Linked DNA regions of Homo sapiens: regions 1 and 2 are each linked to region 3. A link is a loop called in an ENCODE intact Hi-C map of the cell type or tissue named here. Cell type or tissue: endothelial cell of umbilical vein. All regions are shown on one strand.

Region 1 (2,500 bases), 230 kb before region 3:
TCCAGCCTAGATCATGATCAATGATCAACACTCGTAAAAGGTCAGGGTGTCTAATCAAAGACCAGATCATCTATCTCTCAAGGTAAAGCGTACAACATAATCCAGAAATGTGGCGCTGCTGGCCATGGAGAGTGAGAAAATCCAAGGGAAAGAGAAACTTCAGTTCCACTTTGGTGAACAGGAAGAATGTTCTGCTCATACAAAATGTGCAGCCAGCCTTCTGCGGGCGATCCTCAGTGGCTCAGGTGGGCCTGAAGGGGATGAACAAAGGCCACGCTCTGAAGGGGGAGCTTCTCCAACATGCTGGGCTTCCAGGTTCTGATAAAAACATTTTAGACTTCAAAATGTCACAGCAAGTCTATCACTTGCTCTCCAATTCCCGAAACTCAGTATTTTAAAAAATAATATGTAAATATAAATGCACCAACAGCAAATAACAAAAATCCCAAACTGCTATCGAGGTGTTAAAATGAGGAGTGATACATTTTAACAACCAGAATGAATACACTAAAATGCTAATAGAACTGAGTAGTGGAAAAGAAACAAAAAGAGAGATCTTGTTTACCCAATGTGGGTTCTGTGCATATGCTTGAGTGGAGAGGGGAGACAACTGTGGGATGGGGGCATAAGTATATCCTGTGAAACAGAACAGAATACTATCCCAGGAATCCCGTTCATATATCTCATGAAATAGAATCAAATAATATCTCATGTAGCCCATGAAACAGAACAGGATTGGAATGCACAGCTGGATGGCTGCACATGCCAAGGATTGGAAAGGTTTTCCCAAAATACCTATGTCTAACCCCAAAGTGCTTCTGCCTCCACCACACCCCAGACCAATCAAACCAGAGTATTAATTTTGGCATTTGTATTTCTTAAAACAAAAAACAAAAGCCTATGTGAATCTCACATGAAGACAGGTTTGAGAACCACTAACTTTAAAGGGAGAGACCCTTTTTAGGGAAGGGAGGTCCTTAGAGATGAGGAACCTCCGGTTTCCCAAGGGCACCTCTCCTTCTTCTGCAGAAATACAGCTCGCCTGTTTATTTCTCTTCCTTTTTGGCATTAGCAGTTCCAGTTGTTAAAGGCAGGAAAACTGGAGTCATTGTCTCTCTCTTTTTCATGATTTATGACTCAGAAGCAAGACAGGGGCAGGAGGTTGGAGGGTAATGCTTGCGGCTGTGGTTGCTGTTATTTTTATTTTGTATTTTTCTTAAAGAAAATAAAAGAAATATGCTTTTCTGAAAAATCTTGAAGCCTTGAAGCCACCTGCAGGGCTGTTGTTTTCCAAGGCCTTGCACTTACGTAATTGACATCTACATAGACACACTCCTGGAACATATCGGGGGAGGCAGGCATTCTGCTTGTTCTCATTTGTTCTCAAATTACATGATAAAATACATGTTTTGGACCTTTTAAACCAAAGGGAGTTATTGAGCCCGCTTACAAAATCCATAACATGTTAGCAGGACTTATCTAGCTGCCTCCACAGAATAGCCAAGCAACTCTACACCCGCTTTAGCCCCCACAAAAACAAGCGGATTGCACTACAAATAATTTGCCTATTTGGAAAATGAAAGCTTCTCTGTAGTTTGAGGTCCTATTTTTTCTTTAAGTTGTTACAGTCTTTTCATGGTCCTTGAGGTCTAGGTTAGGTTTTTGTTTGGGGTAATTTTTGTATCCTATGGATACTATTTAATCTTTAGTATTGAGTCAGTATTTCTCACTTAGGCCTTAGGGGAATACTGCCTGAAGTATGTAGGGGGCATGCGGAATTCAGACGTGGCTTGGAAACTGCACCATGGGTTCACCCAAGAAACAGACCAGAGGCAACACATTCTATCACTAAAACGTGTTCTCAGTTACACTTCCCTTCCAAAGGTAAGCATCTTAATTCTTCAACTTTTTAAGAGGCTAAACCCAGTGAGGGCCCGTATGTCCACAAATAGATGACACACCCATCCAAAGCACGCGTGTGTATTAAGGGACAGCGTGTCCTCCCACGTTCCAGCCGCCCCCCTGGCTGCCAGCCGCGGGCTCAGCGCACGTACGGTCCCTGTCACCCGAGCGTACCTGTCCCGTTCTGGCCTTGGAGAACGCAGTGGCTCACAAGGGCACCGCTAGCACGCGAGGCGCGGCGAAGGGAGCGGAGGGAAGCGGCGGGCTGTCGCGCAGGTGCGGCCCCACCTGCCGCCGGATTGGCCGCGGCGGCTGCGGCGCTCCGCGGGAGGAGGGCGGATGATGGATGGCCTGTCTGCCGGCCCGGGTCCGAGCCGCGGGGGCCGCCGAGGGAAAGACGGGCGCGCGCGCGCCGCTCCGTGCCCAGCGCAGACAGCGAGATGCCTGCACAAAAGGATGGGGCTTGGAATGTTTGGATTTTGAAGATTAGTTTCTATTATATCTCTGTGGGAGAAAGGAAAACGCGCTATGGGAAAGTGGAGGGCGAAGAACCCCCGAATAATTTCGGACTGATGTTTCACAAATCATTTCGCCAGGG
Region 2 (2,500 bases), 300 kb before region 3:
TGCCTGCTTTTTTCTTTCCTAGGGCTATCTATACCCTTGACAAATTTGATGTTCAGAATTTTTGCCCTTTAGAAGTTTTTAGTAGAGTAATTTGAAAGACAGGTGCTCATTTAAGTGAAAACAAAATTATATATATATACATACATATCGCCATATTTTTCTCTCAAAAAGTTAAAAATGACTTGTGGATTTTGCTTAAACATTTAAAAATTCATTTTTTCAATGATCAAGAATTACCAAAATGATTGATATTTGTGTTGTTATTGTTTCTAAATATAATAGTGCTGCTTAAAATGGTCATGATATGCATTTACTTTAGATGACACTTTAGGTGACTTATAAAATGCATAGTTTAGACTGCATAGGCATTCTGAGTTTGCATTAACATAAAAAATGTGCATTCTAATCCCACTTAGGTAACATAGAGAAAAAGTCTACACATCAGGAGAAAACAACTAAAATGGAGATAGGAACTTGTTTTTTGGACACCTTTTGGCACCCACCATCACAGATTTTACAGTCTCAATTTCTCCTGCACAGATCCCACTGACAAAGGGTATTACATTTTGCTGACATCAGTGACCTGGCATCACGGAATTATTCCCTGCTTCGGTTTACAGAGGAATAAACCAGTAATTAATTATATATCAGAACATGAGAATCGACCTGGCAATAATGTACAGGCTAAGAACTCTATTTACATATGTAGGTTATTTAAAATATGTCTTGTTAAATAAATATTTAAAACACTTCCTTATTTAGCTTATACACTGTTTGGACTGAAGCTGCAATCCTCATTGCAGAATGTTCGAAAGAGTAAGAGTGTTGTCAGAGATTTTCATCTCTGCCTGACCTGCAAAATCTCCTCTTTGTGCATGGCAGGGCATACAAAAAATCTCTTTAATGAAAACAACAACATAAACTATCTCTATTGGCACTGACATAAATAATGAAAGTAGAAATTTCATCCTGAGAAAATCACAAAACTTATTTTTAGGTTGAGGGAAGTAGAACAAGAGGCCCAGGCATAAATTAATCACAATCGACATGACCACCTCAGAGAGAGCAGTTAAAAGTAGACAGTAAGGGAAACAAATGATTTCACAGAAAAATGTTCTCCTCGCTGTTGGTCTTTTTCCCCTTGTAAATATCCAGAATTGCTTTTAAAGTGGAAATAAAATAAAATACAGGACTTAAGACTTTTCCGTATCTCTCAAATCAATATACAGCCACAATTTTGAAACAACCATAATAATGAGAATACACAAGACAACTCCAATAATGTGGGAAGACAAACTTTGCAATTCACATCATGGCCACACTAAGACTCAGTTAGGGTCCCAGAAGGTATTCAATGTATTTCTGGGGGCTCAGAAATTAGCTTTTTTTGGGAGGATATCTCTATACCTGCAACTGCCCAGTTTTCTCCAGAGCATGTTTGCTCCCTTCAGAATGGAATCCCGACCATGACGATTTCTGATCCACCAGGGGGAGCAGTTCACCAGCACAAAACAAGCCTTCCCCAAAGGAAGTCGCTGAAGGCGCCTTTTCCTCTCAATTTACACAGCTGACAACGACTCTGATTTTTATCAGTTCTCCTAGATGTGGCACTCATATACCTCATACTGATTTCATATGCCTGACCTCATGCTGGTGGGATATGTGTTGTTCCATCACGGACACATATGCCCATGAGCAGGTTTTTCTGTAGGACTTGACATTCAGTCCTTGTAATTTATAGAAATTCCTTGTTTTATTATAGGAAGTAATTTAGTCTCTGCTTCTTCGCCAGCTTTTATGGACAAAACCGATAGATTTATCAAACTGCTTATTTCATACTTATTCTAGGGCAAGGACATAGTGGAGAAGCTGATCTTTGGGGTGTGTGTAAGGAGGTATGTGTGGGAGAGGTACTCCCCCGCAAGGTCTTGAAGCCAGGCATCTACCACAGCTTGCTGATAGCACCCCTTCTTTCTCCAGCAAGCCTTTTTCCTGCCCTCAGACTAGAGCCCTGGGACTCGGAAGGAAAACAGCTGCCAGAGAAAGGCCAGTGTTGGTGATAAGCTCTTTGTGTGCAAGCTCAGACTTGAGACCAGCCTGTCCAAACAAAACAGCGGTGGACTTCAGGAGAGCTGTGTATGGGTAGAGAACCTCAAGCCTGCTGGTGAAAAAGCCAACCAGAGGACTACACTAGCCCTTGTTTTGCAAATGGCTCCACAATCCACTGAAGGAATTTCCCTAGGGGCGCCAAGTTTTAACTTTGACAGAAGCCAGTCCTTTTGGCCCCTTATCCCAAGTCTCTACCCTGGCACTTCAGCTCACTGCTCTCTGACAGTCCTTACTTCTTAAGGTGTAGACTCTGATCAGCAGCTTTGGCATCAGCTGGGAAATTGTTAGACATGCAGAACCTCAGGCCCCATCCTGGACTTTTGGAGTCAAAATCTGCCTTAAAAAAAAAAAAAAAAACAGGTGACTAAAGTGCATGAAAGTTGAAACTATG
Region 3 (2,500 bases):
AGCTAAACAGAAAAACTACATGGGTGGGAGAAATATTTACCATGTATACACAACTCTCTCTCAAGCACACATAAAATACATTATTTTTTTATTGAAGAAAAAAGATATTAAAAAATCCAGTGACTGATTTTGCTTCTTGAACCAAATCAAATATTTTTTTGTCCGAGCTCTCATAACTGCAGTCTGCAGAGGTCACGGCCTCAACTTTCTCCTTCAGATGGTCTGCGAGTGGAATGTCCTTACCATTAAGGCTCCTTTTGTTTTCCTTGGGAGGGTTTTGCTTACACTGGCAAGCGGCTGAGACGAACCAAGGTTCTCTAGACTCTGTTTATTAGGTTTTTATCTTCTTATCAGAGTCTTCCTTCTTAAATCATGTCAGCATTTTACCACTCTTCAGGGATTCCTGGTGTTTTATTGTCTATGAACTGCTTGGGGGGTGGTCAGGGAGGGAGCTCGCCTAACAAATATAACATTTATAGAATAGTAGAACCAGAGAGGACGCCGCGCTCACTTATTATTCCCACACTCACCCGACGTTTCCTCTCCCCCTGCGGGTGAGGAGCCCCCGGGAAGCCCCTTGCCAGCTCAGCCCACGCTTATTTGTCAACGAAGTGACATGGCTTCTCTGTGGACAACCTGCTTTTCAGTTATTTTGAGTGGCTCTTTAAGCCCATATGTACTTGCTTAAGCCATTTTCAATCATCCAAAGAGACCATCGGGTGAGTGGGCGATTGCTTTGAACTTGAGAACATTATTGGGTTTCATTCGCAGATGTAATCTGGATGTAGGGGGTCCGTTTCTATACCTGCTTTTCCTACCACATCGGATTCAGACTTTAAAATAGCCTCATGCCAAAGTGTCCAAACTTCGTAGTCTAAGCACAAGGTTCGGAGGGAAGGTGAGAAAAATTGCCTAGCTTTAGCTAAGGCAGGGTTTTTATGGGGCAGTGGAGGGAGGTGGCCAGAAACCAGGAAGACAAGAGGAATGCTCACTGCTGGGAAAGTGAGTCATCTCTTTTCCCTTTCATTGCTACCCACATGACTCATCATAGTATTATATTTTTAACCATAGGCTGATTATGTCTAGTCACATGTGTTTAAAACAAGTTCTAAAAATAAGGTTAATTAGGAAAAAAACACCTTGTCAGAAAAAAAAAATCCACATCTTTTCATTGAGGTCATAAAGTGACTTTATTGTTATTAATACATATTGGTTTCAAAAGTGGTAAAAACCGTAAGACAATGGCAATAAAACAACTCCTAAAGAGGCATGAGGTTCTAAGGCAGTAGATTATGCTGATATGTGAATTCTTATAGATATAAATTAATTCTATGTATTAGGTTGGTGCAAAAGTAATTGTGGCTTCTGCCATAAGCTCATATAAGATGAGAGTTTGATCTACAAGGGGGGATTATAGTTATTAAAGAGCATTAAACTGCTTTCTAATGTTCATCTATCCTTTCAAAAAATATTTATTGAGTGCTTACCTGTGTGAGGCATTGTTTATCTTGGAATCCCCAGTCTACAGGGACATGGCAATAACTGCCTGGTGTACACACTGGTCTATGTACTCTTGTCTTAGTGCATTGTCCCGGAGAATATACAATTCTCTTTCTAGTGATGAGTAACTGTTTACTCCTACTCTTTGTTAAGACCTCAGGGTATGTATGTTCAGTATTCCATGGTAAGGAAGTCTGAATTCGATGGAGGATCACATGGGTTTCTTTTTTATTTTTTTCCCTCTAATGAATCTTGAATGACATTTCTTTTTCTTTAAGAGCATTTTCCCTACTTATTAAAGCAATAAGTTCTTGTGGAAAAGTGCTTAACATAACAGTTTCACGGCCAGCTTTCCCTTCCAGCTGATAACATCGCAGAGAAAGACGAACACAAGGCTTGGAAATTTGGGACTAAATGCTAACATGATTTTTTAGATAAAAATGAATAGTAATAAAAGAAGTTTGAAATTTTATCATGAAGACTTAAGTGCATTTTTCAAGTGAGTTTCTACTTAGCTTTTTTTTCCCCCTCAATTCCCTTATCGCTGCAACTCAAATTTGAGGGACTTATCGTCTTCACTAATCCATCACTTGAGCTTCATTTTCATGATTTTCTGTGACTTGAGTACTCCAACTATTTAGGGTTCCCCATACTGCCTCAGCATCAACATAATTTCACCTTCATAATTGATTGATTGTACCTTTCACAGAGAAAAATATGAATAAAGGCCTGGATTTTACTAGAATGTAAAAGATAATTGCTAATATAATAAAACACTTGGTAGGACTACTGCTCTCATGAAGTTTAACCTTCCAAGGCTTTCTAAACTTAGTAAAATTATATTAGTCATCTCCTTGTTGTTACTATTATAATAATTTCTTAAAGATACGATGGTTGACTCAGGGTTATTCATTTTTTCATCATTCATTCAGCTAGCATTTATTTATTAGCTGCTGTCTTCCAGACTTAGTGTCAGGTATTAAAAGGAAGAAGAACTAAA

What was found. Hi-C counts contacts between places; a loop is a spot of excess contacts. Peaks named below come from ENCODE experiments on the same cell type or tissue, not always from the same donor. Only the 100,000 strongest peaks of a DNase experiment are listed, where the experiment ranks them.
Region 1: a loop joins it to region 3, with 7 times the contacts of the local background. A loop is called at or near these places in 2 of 110 quality-filtered maps.
Region 2: it touches region 3 in a loop (6-fold over the local background); 9 of 110 quality-filtered maps call a loop at or near these places.

The regions. Positions count from the first base shown.
Region 1 is chr15:95,324,754-95,327,253 of GRCh38, forward strand. It overlaps LETR1 (lymphatic endothelial transcriptional regulator lncRNA 1), which reads right to left and starts at 2,347. Exons shown (of 4, transcript NR_034095.1): 1 at 2,077-2,347. In endothelial cell of umbilical vein, no CTCF peak of the experiment used is centred here; DNase peaks (open chromatin) are centred at 298, 1,288, 1,828 and 2,168; H3K4me3 peaks cover 1,953 bases; H3K27ac peaks cover 2,500 bases.
Region 2 is chr15:95,258,129-95,260,628 of GRCh38, forward strand. No RefSeq gene overlaps it. Among named protein-coding and RNA genes, the nearest start is that of LETR1, 68 kb to the right of the region's middle. In endothelial cell of umbilical vein, a CTCF peak has its summit at 1,489 (motif pointing right); DNase peaks (open chromatin) are centred at 1,633 and 2,033; H3K27ac peaks cover 1,585 bases.
Region 3 is chr15:95,556,732-95,559,231 of GRCh38, forward strand. No RefSeq gene overlaps it. Among named protein-coding and RNA genes, the nearest start is that of LINC00924, 120 kb to the left of the region's middle. RefSeq lists an enhancer at 869-1,163. In endothelial cell of umbilical vein, no CTCF peak of the experiment used is centred here; DNase peaks (open chromatin) are centred at 350, 1,010 and 1,660; H3K27ac peaks cover 2,363 bases.